2 separate regions of the Homo sapiens genome follow, and region 1 is linked to region 2. Evidence: read pairs that join two places in POLR2A ChIA-PET (ENCODE). Cell type or tissue: GM12878. All regions are shown on one strand.

Region 1 (8,000 bases), 160 kb after region 2:
AGGCTACTCCGTTAGAGAAGTCTGGAACGGCTTGCAAACTGCAACAAAAAGAACACTGGCTTTGGAATGAAATTGACTTTGGCCGAAGTTCTGGATCCTGCCCTTACTAGCTCAATAAGTATCCTAGCTTCTTTGTATCTCATATTTCTGTAACTAAAACACAGAGATAAAATCTTCACAGGTTAGTGAATAAGGCAAATAAACAGCATCTAGCACATAGTAAGCACTCAATAAATAAATAAAGTTTCCTTCAACCTTTGCCAACCCTACCAGAATTTTGTCTCCAATTTTTGTATCCACACAAGATTAGAATTCAAATAACTTACCCGGTCCATAGTAAAATCAGTATGTGAATCATGGATTTTTGTCAAACTCATTTGTTTCGTGGATACAAACTTCACAACCAAAGTTAACAAAGTGAGCTAGAAGCCAAACTAAACTAGAATCTGGGTCTTTTAAACTACCCAGTTCAAAGCTCTTTAGTAAAAGGGGAAAGACTAACACCATACGAAGAGAAACCAGAGTATAAGTTCAGAACACAGATTCAAAGGCACAAATCTTTCAGGAAAACATCAGTAGAAACAACAAGACACCAAGACAAAACTAAGTCTGAATCGATTAAAACACATGACTCATCTATTCATAAGCTCTAGACTTAGAAGTCACATTAAGAAACTTCACAATGGATCTTTAAAACACAAAACAGACTTTAAACAATGGTAAGGAAAGCTCACCAGAATGTGCTAGGATACAGCATTCCAGATAGCTTATAAAAAAAGAAAAAAACACAACCACTGCTACATAAGGCCCTACTGAGTACTAAGAATGAACACACACAATGATAATAGCTAGAAGGAGGTAAGTGCAAGCAACGAAGGCAAAATAACTTTAAAGATAGTAACAATTTGTCAAACAAAGGCAAATTAATCATTGGCTTTTCAACACAGCCACAATCTAACAGCCATTCATTCAGTAAAGATTACTGAGCCCCTACCATAAGCTGGGAGCTAGGTACTAAAGATACAAAGGTGTGACACTAGCCCAGTAAAGGGAATGAGATATACAAGTACAACTTTACAACCAGGATAGGAAACAGTGTGCCAGAAATGCTTGAGAGGTCAGAAAGACAGCTTATAACCAACTGTGAGAATGAAGCAGGGTTTATGTAGGAAACATCCTTCAAGACTTAGCTTGAAAAGCTAAGGCAGAATTGGACATGAACAGATGGGAAGGAACATTTTGTGTGTCCCTAGGGTCTAGCCTCCACATTGGCACACAAAGTAATCAATATATGTTTCTCAAATGCATGAATGGGCAAAGGCACATGATGATAAATAAATACTTCACCACAGTGAGAGAACAGTTTTTAAAGCGTGTTGTTGCAGAACCAAACTGTGGCAGGCCTTACTCAGATTTTATTCGGTGGGCAATGAGGAACTACTATTTTTAAATGGGGCAGTGATACGACCAAAACTGAGCTAAAAGAAGAATAAACTGACAAAACATAAAACAGGTGACAGCTAAAAGAGAAAACCTGCCCTTAACTATGCTATTGACCTTATCTGCATCTGAGGTAATTATGCTTCAATCTTGGTCAGTCCCTCTCCTTAAAAATCTTTTACACTAATGATTTCTGATGATGTGTGTAGTAAAGTCAGGATAAGCTAGATTATACTATGGTAACAACAACCAGAAGGTATCAGAAGTTAACACAATGAAGTTTACTCCTCACTCACTCAAAGATCACTATGGCTCCAGGCAACTCTCTGGGGCAGCAATCCTTCAAGCCTCAGGGCAGTATTCCAACCTGATTTCATCATGTGGTACTGTCATAGCTACTTGTGCTTCCAGGTCCCAAAAGCAAGGAAAGAGAGAGAGCATTTCACGTCAGATTTTTTTTTTTTTTTTTTGAGAGGAGTTTTGCTCTTGTTGCCCAGGATGGCATGCGATGGTGTGGTCTAGGCTCACTGAGAATCGCTTGAACCACCTCCCGGGTTCAAGCGATTCTCCTGCCTCAGCCTTCCAAGTAGCTGGGATTACAGACATGCGCCACCACGCCCGGCTAATTTTTGTATTTTTAGTAAAGACAAGGTTTCACTATGTTGATCAGGCTGATCTCGAACTCCTGACCTCAGGTGATCCACCCACCTCAGCTTCCCAAAGGGCTGGGATTACAGGCATGAGCCACTGCGCCCGACCTCACATCAGCTTTTAAATGCTTCTAGCCAAAAGCGACACATTTCCATGGGACACAGCAAGTCACAAGACCATGCCATCTTGAAATAGGCTGGGAAATGTGATATTCCACATGCAAAAAGGAGAACTAGAAATTGTAGTGAGTGGCACTAATGCCCACCACGTTTTGATATTTTTACAGTGTCCAGCAATAAATTATGTTGTGAAGAAAAAAATGCCCAATTTCCTTGCATTAGGTACCACCATGGTAAATCCATTCTTAGGGCATCAAAGTTAGCACCACACTGATCATAAAACAATCTAATCTCTGTATGTTCACTGACTCTAAAGAATTTAGCATCACCTATTTTAGATTTTTTTCATATCTATTATTCTTTTAGGAATAATTTCCAACCATTAAAGAAAACATAGCTTATTTCATTCTGCTCTAATCTTACAAATTTCTCATTTTTTCCTTATTTATGAGGACCTAACAGATAAGGAATGGTATATACAATATAATCAAATCATTTCTGCCCTACTATTAAGAGTCCTTGGCATAACAAGCAGTTAAGAACAATGAACGTTGCTAATCACTTTTATTACCAGATTTCATTAATGAAAAACATGAGTAACAGCGGTGCTATTAAAAACGTCTCACAGCTACAAAACTCCTGTAACTTTAAGAAAGGCAGGTGAACATAATAAAGAATGCACACATTTTAGAAACACAATCCTAGTTTCAATCCCCAGCTCTTGCACTTCTGGCTGTGGGAGTTTAGCCAAGCTACACAATCTTAGTAAGCCTCAACTACCATTTACGGCAGAGCTAACTCCAGCTACTTCACAAGACCACCCCAGGGTTAAGTGAGACATACAGATAAAATGCTACAAAGTAAGTGCTCGAAAAAAAAAATGGCAGCTAGCATAAATAGGTTTTGATAAGCAAGGAGTATGATTCTTTGCATCTTTTTATCAGGATTTCCCAAGCTCCCGGAGAGCTAAAAAGTATTTTAATTTCTAATTGCTTAGTTGAGAACTATCTCATGGGCAGTTAACATCAGAGCACAGCCTAGCAGTCAGATACCACGATCCCCCATTGTATTATACAGTTCCTTCATGATTCAGCCAGTAAAATTTCCCTAACCATGAAAGACTTATACCAAGAACAAAGACATCCAGCCAACAGATGGAGATTCATAAACACCAAATCCTAGGCACCAGAAGGCACTTTCAACATATTTCAGTCCAGATGTTTCCAAACTGATTTTTTGGCCATGGAAGTGTCTTCGAAGGAAACATTACAGGAAACACAAAAATAAACTAGAGGAAAGTGGAACTACTCTGTGTAGCACCACTTGCTCTCTTTTTCATGCCCTCCCCAATCTCACTTGGGCCCTTGATGTAATTCCAAGGATCTCCAGGACTTGAGGATACTTTTTGGGGAAAACACAACAAAGAACCAAACAAAAACCTGATACAGTTTAACCGTTTCATTTTTGATGGGAGAATTGAGGTGGAGTGGGCTAAGCAACTTGCCCAAGGTTGTTGGCAGCAAACTAAACCAAATTTATTGAATCCTAATCCAGTGTCTGTTCACTAACAAGTTTTTCTCAGCTACAGAATGTTTTACATCAGAATTTATCCTTTACATTTCTACCAGTCAGTGAGTTTCCATCTTCCTATTTTTAATCTGGCATTCTTATTACTACTGTCTTGTTACTCATTCTCTTATTATTTTGTTCCCCATTATTATTGTCCTATGTCCCAGAAAAACTGCACAGAAACATTTAATTCCTACCACTGATTTACCAAGCTAATTGTTTATCCCAGATCCCTAAGACAGGAAAGAAAGTAGGGAGACCTAAGGAAGAATCCTCTGAAATGTGAGATACCAAGGTCCTATTTGTTGGTTGACCTGCTAATTGTTATTACTCTCTTTTTTACAACCTCAAAGGGACAGTTTAAGAGAATACTGAGACAAAAATGACTAGCTTCTTTGGTAAACAGTTTATAATAGCTCAAGTTACCAGGGGGAGGAAACAGTAAAAAAGCAGAATGGCACACTTCTGAGATTTAAGCCCAAATAATGCTGTTGTAACAGAGAAAACAAATCAAAGCTGGCCTTGCCCCAAAAGATTTCCAAAACAGAGGTCCTTTGGGAGGTCTATAAAAATTCTGATCAATTCAGGTTGGCAGAGGAGACGTCCTCAAAATTCTACATAGGGTTCCTTACCAAAACCAAGTAACATCTAGACTTCATAACGAAACTAACAGTTCAATAATCAGGTATACTACATAAAAAACTGGGTGGTTTCAAGACCACAGAAGCCCTCCCACATCTGAATTAACTATCTACATGTTCCAAGACTTTATTATAGAACCATCATAAATTAAATTTCTACATCTAGTGATATAATATGCCGGGCACAGTGGCTCGTGTCTATAATCCCAGCACTTTGAGAGGCCAAGGCAGGTGGATCACCTGAGGTCAGGAGTTTGAGATCAGCTTGACGAACATGGTAAAACCCAATCTCCAATAAAAATATGAAAATAAGCCAGGCATGGTGACACACACATGTGATCCCAGCTACTTGGGAGGTTGAGGCAGGAGAATCGCTTGAATCCGGGAGGCGGAGGTTGCAGTAAGCCAAGATTGTGCCACTGCACCCCAGCCTGAGCAACATACTCTGTTTAAAAAAAAAAAATATATATATATATATACATATATATATATATGGCTACTAAATTATGATTAATCAGCTATTTCTCTGTAACCAGAAATAGGCTGAATATCAACAAGATACTCCTAAGAATGGTCAACAAAACAGAGACAAGCTGGTGTATCAACAGTGCCAAGAGATCACCTTACACAGCTACCTGACTTACAACTTCCTATACAACTAGTTCTTCCTACTTATAATACAGAAAACCTTCACAAATATTATGATTGAAAATCATTATTATAGCTGAGACCAGTTGACTAATCTTTGGCTCAGAGAAAAAGGTTTGCCTACATTAAAGTCAAGAACACAGTTTCAATGTTTAATTTGCTTGTTTTCTTGATTATCTAAACCATGATGTCAATATGTAACTGTGATTTGAGGAACATATGTGGATTATACGTATTTGTACTTTCAGAACTAAATTTTGTTTTTTAATTTTTTTTTTAGAGACAGGATCTTGCTTTGTCACCCAGGCTGGAGTAAAGGCAGTGTGATCATAGCTCACTGTAACCTCTAACTCATGGACTCAAGTGATCCTTCCGCCTCAGCCTCTCAGGTAGCTACAACTATAGGCATGCATCACCACCCAGCTAATTTTTTAATTTTTATTTTGTAGAGACAGGCTCTCACTATGTTGCCCAGGCTGGTCCTGAACTCCTGGCCTCCTGACTTCAAGCTATCCTCCCACCTCAACCTCTCAAAATGCTGAGATTATAAGTGTGAGCCACTGAGCCTGGCCCAGAACTAAAAGCTTTAACAGTCAGGCGCAGTGGCTCATGCCTGTAATCCCAGCACTTTGGGAAGCCCAGGTGGGAGGATCACTTGAGGCCAAGAGTTTGAGGAGACCAGCCTGGTCAACACAGCGAGACACCATCTCTAGAAAAAATAATAATGAAATAAATAAATAAATAAGTTATATTAATTCTAACATGCATTTAGATAAGCAACAGAATGGCCACAGATCATCTTTCACAGGGCTCTTTGTGTAGAAGAGGACCTTACTCCTCAGCATCTCTAAATCTTATCTCAAATACTTCCCTGTTTTATTGCTGGAGTTAATCTGAACCGACAACTAAGAACAAGCCAAAGGAACATGATATCAGTGACTTTATTTGAAAGTTTCCTCCATCTGTCTTTTAATATTGAGAACTCAGATTAACGTTTAGCACCTAAGAGGACAGTAACGATGCTTCGTGAGTTTCTTCATATCCTTTTAGAAATACAGAGTTCTTTCATTTTTTCTTTGGTTGCCAGTAATCCAGTAATTCTATGAGTAATTATCTTATGGCATCTAAAACTTTATTTATTTATTTATTTATTTTTTTATTTTTTTATTTTTTTTTTTTTTTTTTTTGAGACGGAGTCTCGCTCTGTCGCCCAGGCCGGACTGCGGACTGCAGTGGCGCAATCTCGGCTCACTGCAAGCTCCGCTTCCCGGGTTCACGCCATTCTCCTGCCTCAGCCTCCCGAGTAGCTGGGACTACAGGCGCCCGCCACCGCGCCCGGCTAATTTTTTGTATTTTTAGTAGAGACGGGGTTTCACCTTGTTAGCCAGGATGGTCTCGATCTCCTGACCTCATGATCCACCCGCCTCGGCCTCCCAAAGTGCTGGGATTACAGGCGTGAGCCACCGCGCCCGGCCTGCATCTAAAACTTTAAAAACGTGTTTTCTAAAAGTTATGGGGAAATAGTAAATAGGAACTGTCATATTCTGCCAGTAGAAGTATAAATGACAAAAGCTTTCTGTAGACAACTTGACAATATCTATGAACAGCTGCTGAAATGTACACCATTTGCCCTAACAATTCCATTTCTCTAACAAAGTAAACAAGGACACACAGATGTATGTATAAGGCTGTCCTTCAAAGCAATGTTTATAATAGCATAGAGGAAAGAGGCAGGAGGAAGGGTGATGGGGAAAAAAGATACACAACCTATTCAAATAATAGGAAATGAACTGAAGATAAACTTAAGTTCATACAAGGAAATACTATATAGCCATTAAAATAACTATGTCAGTTACTTGAAATCATATAAAGGTGGCTGGCGGAAACACGTGGATCACTTGAGGTCAGGAGTTCAAGACCAGCCTGGCCAACATGGTGAAACCCCATCTCTACTAAAAATCCAAAAATTAGCCGGGCGTGGTGGCATGTGCCTGTAATCCCAGCTACTCGGGAGGCTGAGGCAGGAGAGTTGCTTGAACCTGGGAGGCAGAGGTTGCACTGAGTAGAGATTGCGCCACTGCACTCTGGCCTGGGCGACAGAGTGAGACTCTGTCTCAACAACAACAAAAAAGAAATCATATAAAGGTACATTGATGAAATGTTTTATAACCTGTTTATGCTCAAGAGTACATAAAATACGCCACATATGGCTAGTCCACATATGGGCTGTATATATGTACATACACACACTCTCTCTCTACAAGTTTTCAAGTTTGGAAAGAAAAATTATACCCAACAATTTTCTCTAGGTAGTGTCATTTATGTGTACTTTTGGGGGACTATAGTTCCTAAATTTCTAGAGGAACTGTACATTACTGTTGTAATAAAAATAAGACTTATTAAAAATGTCTTTCATAAATCATGAAAACGATCTGATGACTCCTAGAATAAGAGATTAACCATAAAAATAAATCTACTGGCAAAGTCAAAGTTACATAAAGTTCTGCCAAAATAATAGCTCACAATGATGTCCCTTTCACATCATTACTCGTTTCAACTCTCGCCAGAATGAGGAATGCTGAGCAGAGTATAAGTTCTAGAGTAAGATCCATGTTCAAGTATGAACTCAGCCACATACTAACTGTGTGACCCTGAGCAAGTCCAGCCTCTCTGGGCCTCTGTCTCCTCATCCATAAAATATGGATACTTCCACATTTTGTGAGGATTAGAATTATGAGGATTAAAATGAGACAAGGGTTTGTAGAGTACTTACTACTACACTTGGCAAATGGAAAGTAATAATAAATGATGGCAATTATCACTATTATTGTTACTGCCTATCAATCAAGAAACAAAATCATGAGTGCTTTAAGGGCAGTGACTACATCTTATTTTGTTTATTCCTCAATCCCTGGTGCCCAGTAGTGTGCCT
Region 2 (8,000 bases):
TTTTTTTTTAATTCCAATGAGGAAACTATCACCCTGAATAAACGAAATGGTACTTTACCACCAATTGTGGCAATGATGCAGTACAGGCATTGTTTCATTACTACTACATCAGACAGTGTTAAAGTCTCTTAGATTTTCACATTCAACCCGATTTCAAAACAGACTTTAAGATATGAAAAGCTGACAATATGATTACCTTGAAATTTTCAATCTTCCTGTCATGAGGTAATTAATATTGTTTTTAAACATCCTTTGGGAGCCCTGAATTGTATCTAGTTTCCAGCACACTTCCAGGAGCAGTCTCTCTTGTGAGCTCAGCAAGACTTGCTGAACTGCACTATAACAATCTTACTCATCTGGAAGCCCCATTGAGAACCAGGACCGTGTATCTCCTGACCTGCTGATCTCCACCACTCAGCACAATCTCTTGACATACACAGTTACTCAAGTATTTGTTGGGATTTCACTCCAGGGCAGAAGAGTACAAATATTCTTCTCTTTTACTCACAACGTTTAAGATGGTTTGAGATCATCACTCTCTGAAGAGACAGATAATCTAAGGAAGTAATTCTAATACAACCCAATGTAGTGGCAGTAATGGCTCAAAAGGCACAGGTGGCAAAGGAGACTAAACATGACAACTAAATCCAGTGTGTGATCCAGATCAGGAGGAAAAATACTTAAAAGAACACTATTAAGCAGATGGTGAAAAGTAGAATATAAACTACTATATATTAGATTATTGTATTAATGATAAATTACTAATTTTGATAAATGCACTGTTACTGTATTGACTGTCCTTGTTCTTAGGAAATATATGCTGAAATATTTAGGAACAGAAGGTCATGATTCTGCAACTTACTCTCAAAGACTTCAGTAAAATTCTATATATGTATATGTATACACACACAGATAAAGCAAATGTAACCAATGTTAAGAATCGGAGAATTTGGATGAAGGATATATAGGAGTTCATTGCACGTTTCTTGCATCTTTTCTGAGTTCAAAATTTTTCAAAATACAAAGTTAAATGTAAAACATTTTAATAAAGGCAGAGGTGAAAATTGCTTCATTCTTCTGTTATTATTACTTACTAAAGGTAGGGAAGAAACTAGTATTATTTGAGTATCTACTTAAACAGATACTGACAGAAAATTTTAAGTACACTAATTTAATCCTCTTATCAGTCCTTCAAAGTGGTAGTATTCCGGTTTCAGAGATGAGGAAATTGAGAACAGAAATATTAACATATTTGTTCAAGGTATACCACATACATTAGCAGTTTGATAAACCTCAGTTCAAAATCAAACTTTACCACTTACAAGAAGTGAGAACTTGAGCTAGATACTTAACCTCTTTGAGCATGCATCTTGACCTATAAAAAATGTAACAGTCCTTTTAAAAGGTTGCTGTGAAAAAGCAAAGAAAGTTGTTGTGGAAATTAATGAGGATAGTAAATAAATTATTTAATAATGCCTGGCACACAGTAGGCAGTCAATAAATATTAGCACCCTCTTACTTAGCACATTGCTAACAAGTAATAGATTTGAATCCAGGTTGGGCTGCTCCCAAAGCCTGTGCTCTCCCCCTTATATAATGCTGCACTACTTTAAGTGGAAAGGGCTGGCTTTTGTAGGAACAGTTCATGCGGTGCCCACAGCAGGAAGTATTCAGGGTAATTTGAATGCAACAAGGAGCAAAGAGGTCTTTAAGAGAAAAATTTTTTTATGAGTCAAAGGAATGTTCCTTCCAAGTAGAACATTTCTCAACACACATTCTCTGATAAAAAGTTCCAAAGTCCACCATCTGCTACATTGATCAACAGAATAGTGAGCGTTGAAGAGACTGACAAAATGTTGGACAAACTGCCTAGCCCAAATTCTCATTCTCCGTCTTTAAAAAAAAAAAAAAAAAAAAAAAAACAAGCACATTCTACTCAAATGAAGGACAATATTGATTCCGACAGGCTGGAAAATGGCATGCCCACATTGCTCACCATATTGTTCACAAAATTGACACCAACCTACCTTTTCCTACGAGGAAAAAAATACCAATTCACTACAAATTCATCTAATTATGTTCAACTGAGACTTCCCTAGAGGCTAAATCATAGTGTGGTATGGGAAAAGTACAGGTGCTAAAGTCTGAGTAGAATCCCATTTATACCATGGTCTGATCTAAGACAAATTATTTCGCTTCTATGAGCCAGAGTTTTTTATCTGTTTAAAGAAAAGTGGGGGCCAGGTGCAGTGGCTCACACGTGTAATCCCAGCACCTTGGGAGACCGAAGCAGGTGGATCACCTGAGGTCAGGAGTTTGAGACCAGCCTGGCCAATATGGTGAAACCCTATCTCTACTAAAAATACAAAAAAAAAAAAAACAAAAAAAACCTGCTGGGCGTGGTGGCGCATGCCTGTAATCCCAGCTACTCAGGAGGCTGAGGCAGGAGAATCGCTTGAACCCAGGAGGCAGAGGTTGGAGTGAGCCGAGGTCGCGCCATTGCACTCCAGCGTGGGCAACAAGAGGGAAATTCAGTCTCAAAAAAAAAAAAAAAAAAAAAGAAAAGAAAAGAAAAGAAAGAAAAGGAAAGTGGGATAACAGCAGTTTTCTTACAGAGGCTCAAGGATTAAGATATAAGGACAGAGATATATATATATATATATATATATATATATATTTTTTTTTTTGAGGCAGATTCTCACTCTGTCACCCAGGATGGAGTGCAGTGGCACGATCTCAGCTCACTGCAACCACCACCTTCCAGGTACAAGCGATTCTCCCACCTCAGCCTCCCAAGTAGCTGGGATTACAGGCGCTTGCCACCACGCCCAGCTAATTTTTGTATTTTTAGTAGAGACGGGGTTTCGCCATGTTGGCCAGACTGGTCTCAAACTCCTGACCTCAGGTGATCCGCACGCCTCGGCCTCCCAAACTGCTGGGATTACAGGTGTGAGCCACCACGCCCGGCCGAGATATATATTCTTAATATGCATACTACTAGTAAGTACTCATTAAATACTGGTTTCTATTTCCACAACATAACCACTTCCTTTTATTGTTAATATTTATCAACTGCTTAACAATGTATCAGATATTGAACTGTGCATTTGGTACACATCATCTCATTTACTCTCGTAATCATTCTGTGAAGGAGAATATTATTACCGTAATTTGCAGGTCAGGAAACTGAAGTTGTGAGAAATGTAGTAACTTGCCTAACAGCTACTAAGTAATGGAGCCAGCCAGCATTTGGATCAACAATCTAAACCAAAACACAAACCTACCTCTGCTGCCTATTTTGTAGCAGAGAATGCAGACAGACGAAACTAAAAATATAAATAATTTTAAAAATACACATTTTGAGAGACTAGTGTGCAAGTTCTAGATCATTGCGTACTATGGATATGGGTACAGAAGTTAGTAGTCCATGGCGTCTATGGTCATTTTTCTCTTGCTTTTCATCCTGAGGGGCTACTTCACTCCCTTTCTCAATGAGTCCATAACTTCTGGAATACTACATCACTCCAATAGCCAAAGTTGTATTTTTTAGTCCTACCTTACTGTACTGGTTTCAAGATCTCGAAAAAAGTGATTTTCAGCATACTGCCACTGTATTAGTTATAGATGCATCGATATCTAATATACCAACATTCACAAGATTAGTAAAAATTAAAGTTAAATCAATTTTATACTAGACAGACGTATAAATTTATTGATGTGATCAAAGTATTTAGTTGGTTCCTCTTACTGAATCAGATTTAAGCCACCAACCTGATTCAACAAATAAATCAATTTTCAGATGCAATGTTAAGCTCAATCTCACTAAAGTAACCTTTTAACCTTAGCTGCACTTTGAAATTGCCTGGAGAGCTTTTAAAAATCCTTATGTCCAGAGGCTGGGCATGGTGGCTCACGCCTGTAATCCCAGCACTTTGGGAGGCCAAGGCAGGTGGATCACCTGAGGTCAGGAGTTCGAGACCAGCCTGGCCAATGCGGTGAAACCCCGTCTCTACTAAAAATACAAAAATTAGCCAGGTGTGGTGGCGGGCGCCTGTAATCCCAGCTACTTGGGAGGCTGAGGCAGGAGAATCACTTGAACCTGGGGGGCGGAGGTTGCAGTGAGCCGAGATTGCGCCGTTGCACTCCAGCCTGGGCGGCGAGTCAAACTCCGTCTTAAAAAAAAAAAAAAAAAAAAAAAAATCCTTACATCCAGATGGCATATCACATCTATCAAATCAAAATCTCTAGAGGTGGTCCTCAGGCATGAGTGTTTTTTAAAGCTCCTGCAGAGACTTTAATGTGCAGCCAAGGTTGTAAAACACTGCATTAAAGTAACCTACAGGTGGCAGTTACTTAAAAAAGAAAAGCAGAGTTAATACTGGCCACATTGCAATGAATATGGGAGTTGCAAACATCATTTCCTTTGACCTAATTATACAATTCCTTGAAATTTAGCCTAAGGAAATAATTTAACAGAAGCAAAAAATCAGTAGGTAAAAGATAAGGCTCACTCTAGCACTCACTAGTTTTAATTTTTTTAAAAATCAGAAATTGATATTCAATATTAGTTGAATAATTTACTCATAATAAAAGAGGGCCTCAAAAATATTTATAAAGACCATAGAAATAGATAAAAATATGACAAAGTGAAACTATCAGACTACAAAATGGAGCATCAGCTACAACTGTTATTAAAAATTCCATACAATATGGGAGGTAATATCTGATAATAAAATAAACCTGTCTTATGCAGGTGCATCATGAATATTATTATGTACAACTTAATTATTAAAAATAAATAAATAGGCTGGGTGCAGTGACTCACACCTGTGTTCCCAGCACTTTGGGAGGCTGAGGTGAGAAGATTGCTTGAGGCTAAGAGTTCAAGACCAGGCTGGGCAAAACAGGGAGACCACCCCCACTCTTTGCAAAAAAAAATTAGCCCGGCCTGGTGGTGCACACCTGTAGTCCTAGCTACATGGGAGGCTGAGGCGAGTGGTCAAGGCTGCAGTGAGCTATGGTCTCACCACAGCACTCTAGACTGAGTGACAGACCAGCAAGAGGAAGAATTAATTGATTATTTTATTTTTACTGTTTTTTTTTTTTTTTTTTTTTTTTTTTTTAGGTGGAGACAGCAGGTATCACAGGAGCTCCTTGAAACGAACACAGGAGTAATAAACCATGACGCAGACATCTGCGCTTAGGCTCCAATGCAGTTATATTTAGTTCACAGTAGACCAACACCAACATCAAATAGATCCTCATCTAAGAAACAATCCCAGATAATCTTTACTCACTCACTAATGTACTTTTTCTTTTCCAACCTTCTCACCCCCCAGATGACTTAGAGCATCTAAGTGATTATAAGTTATAAGTGATTAAATAAAGCAGGGGTCCCCAACTCCCATGCCACAAACCAGTACCAGTCTATGGCGTGTTAGGCCACACAGTAGGAAGTAAGTGCAGGCTAGAGAGTGAAGCTTCATCTGTATTTACAGCTGCTCCCCACTGCTTGCATTACCACCTGAATTCCGCCTCCTGTCGGATCAACGGTGGCACTAGATTCTCACAGGAGCGTGAACCCTATCGTGAACTGCGTATGTGAGGGATCTAGGCTCCTTATGTGAATCTAATGTTTGATGATCTGTCACTGTCTCCCATCACCCCCTGATGGGACTGTTTAGCTGCAGGAAAACAAGCTCAGGGCTCCCACTAACTCTACATTATGGTGAGTTGTATAATTATTTCATTATATATTACAGTGCAGTAATAACAGAAATAAAGTGCATGATAAATGTAATGCGCTTGAATCATCCCCTCAACCATCACATCCCCTCCTCCCACAGGTCCATGAAAAAACTGTCTTCCACAAAACCAGTCCCTGGTGCCAAAAAAAATTGGGGACCACTGAAATAGAGATTTCTATTTAAATATTATTTAAATTTGTATTTATACACAAACTAGGTTGATCTATGTCAGAACTTGTGTTGTCTCTGTCTATTCCATGACAGTTATTGGCTTACTAGCTACTTAACTGTCTTCTGTTTAACCAGTGCTTCACGCCACTTAGTGAGGCTGAGAAACACAGGCCCCTGAAAATTATTTTCAAAGCGAGAACATTACCACTGTTGACCAAGATCAACAACAGTGGTAATGAGAACAGGAAAAAAGAGAATTGCTTACAAAATAAGCTGAAACTTGGAAAGAATGATATAACTGAATAAAGTAATTTCAAACCGATGACAGAAAAAAAAGTCAAATTTCCAAGAAATGAGGGGGAGGGGACGGCAAAGGGAGGGAGGAGGAGGAGGGAGGGGAAAGGGAAGGGAGGAGTACACACTCATCTTTAAAATGTCAAAAAGTTTCTTTAGCTTTCTCGTGGGGCAAAAACACAAAACAAAATCAAACAGAAACCCTGTAGGATTACCAATTTAAATAACAGAATCAGGAGAGAAAGGAATGCACATCCATTTCTTCCAGTTTTATTTCTGAAGATCATGAGAAACTTAAACATGATAGAAAGATTAAGAACTAAATATGAACCCAAAACTCCAGTGTAATGGTGAACGTTAAAATCAGCTGATTAACAAGCTTCCAACTTAATGGAGAAGCGATGTGTTCCATACTTACAGAAACTGGTAACTTTAATCACAAAGAAGTCATCACTCTGTAAACTAGCTTTTCCAGTTCAGGAAAAAAGACACATTTTTGCTCATTTGTCTAGGCAGGACCCCCATCTTCAGGCACGAAGTTCACTTAACTATGTGTGAGGTTATCATCACTAAAATTCAAGAAAAGAACCCATACTCAACAAGTCCAATAAGCTTCTAATGACCTTGCGTATTTTTATATAGCCCACTGACCTGATTCGGCACTTTTCATAAGTTATAATTAAAGTTGATTAATCCTATTTAAAAACAGTTACATTAATAAAATAGGTCCTCATAAAGAGATAATGTCTTTTGGACAAACTAGATGTGACTTTTCTCATGTTTCTCCTGTAATTTGCTGCTTTTGCAGAAACATATAACATTGATTTACTCTCCCTCATAATAGCACTGCACAATAAACAGGTAAGGTGGGTCAGAGAACTTCTCAAATTACTTACAAGCGATCAGATTTTTTTTAACTTTTCAATTCATCACTGAAGCAAAGATTCTAAAAATGAACTACTGGAAAAATGAAATTTAATGTGCACAGATTCTGGGGAGAAAAACTACTGGCAGAAGAGATAAGAGGCATAGCATAGATAGGAATACGGCATGTGGTATAAGCTATAGACCCATTGGACAAGGTTTCATTTTCTCCCAAAGGTAAACTTCATATAGGCCTGAGCAAAGCTGAAAACCAACTGAACAATAGCAAGAGTATTTTAAAAGTTCAGTCCCACCCAGTCTTTATTATTGTTGTTATTGCTATTAAAATCAAAAGTATCCAAATATCAGCTTTAACAGTCATGTTCTAAAGAGGTTCTGTCGTGTGGGCATGGGGGCTCATGCCTGTAATCCAGCATTTTAGGAGGCTGAGGCAGGCAAATCACTTGAGTCCAGGAGTTTGAGATCAGCCTGGGCAACATACAAGACCTCATCTCTACACAAAATTTTCAAAAGTTAGCCAGGTGCGTTAGTTAGTGGTGGTGCGTGCCTGTAGTCTCAGCTACTGCGGAAGTTGAGGTAGGATGTCGAGGCTACAGTGAGCCATGACTGGGCCACTGCACTCCAACCTGGGCAACAGAATGAGACCTTATCTCAAAACAAACAACAAAACACAAAAAAAACCACACCTAACAAAAACGACAACAAAAGAAGCTCTATAATTTGTTGAAATGATTTCCCTGAATCAAATGTGAAATATCAGGAACAAATCACAGTACATAATAAATATAAAACGATTGTAAAAAGCTGTATTCAGTTTTTCAGAGCATTTTCATCATAAATATCTTATTTAATCTTCCAAGTAACAAGGCCAAGGTTCTGCAGATAGATAGCGTTTAGGCAAAT

What was found. Peaks named below come from ENCODE experiments on the same cell type or tissue, not always from the same donor. Only the 100,000 strongest peaks of a DNase experiment are listed, where the experiment ranks them.
Region 1: POLR2A ChIA-PET joins it to region 2 with 11 read pairs; 4 of 35 experiments call an interaction of 5 or more read pairs at or near these places.

Annotation. Positions count from the first base shown.
Region 1 is chr15:85,397,758-85,405,757 of GRCh38, reverse strand. The region is part of intron 1 of AKAP13 (A-kinase anchoring protein 13); the gene reads right to left. Among named protein-coding and RNA genes, the nearest start is that of AKAP13, 21 kb to the right of the region's middle. RefSeq lists an enhancer at 4,308-4,407. In GM12878, no CTCF peak of the experiment used is centred here; no DNase peak of the experiment used is centred here; H3K4me3 peaks cover 1,146 bases; H3K27ac peaks cover 4,511 bases.
Region 2 is chr15:85,557,252-85,565,251 of GRCh38, reverse strand. The region is part of intron 5 of AKAP13 (A-kinase anchoring protein 13); the gene reads right to left. Among named protein-coding and RNA genes, the nearest start is that of AKAP13, 180 kb to the right of the region's middle. In GM12878, no CTCF peak of the experiment used is centred here; no DNase peak of the experiment used is centred here.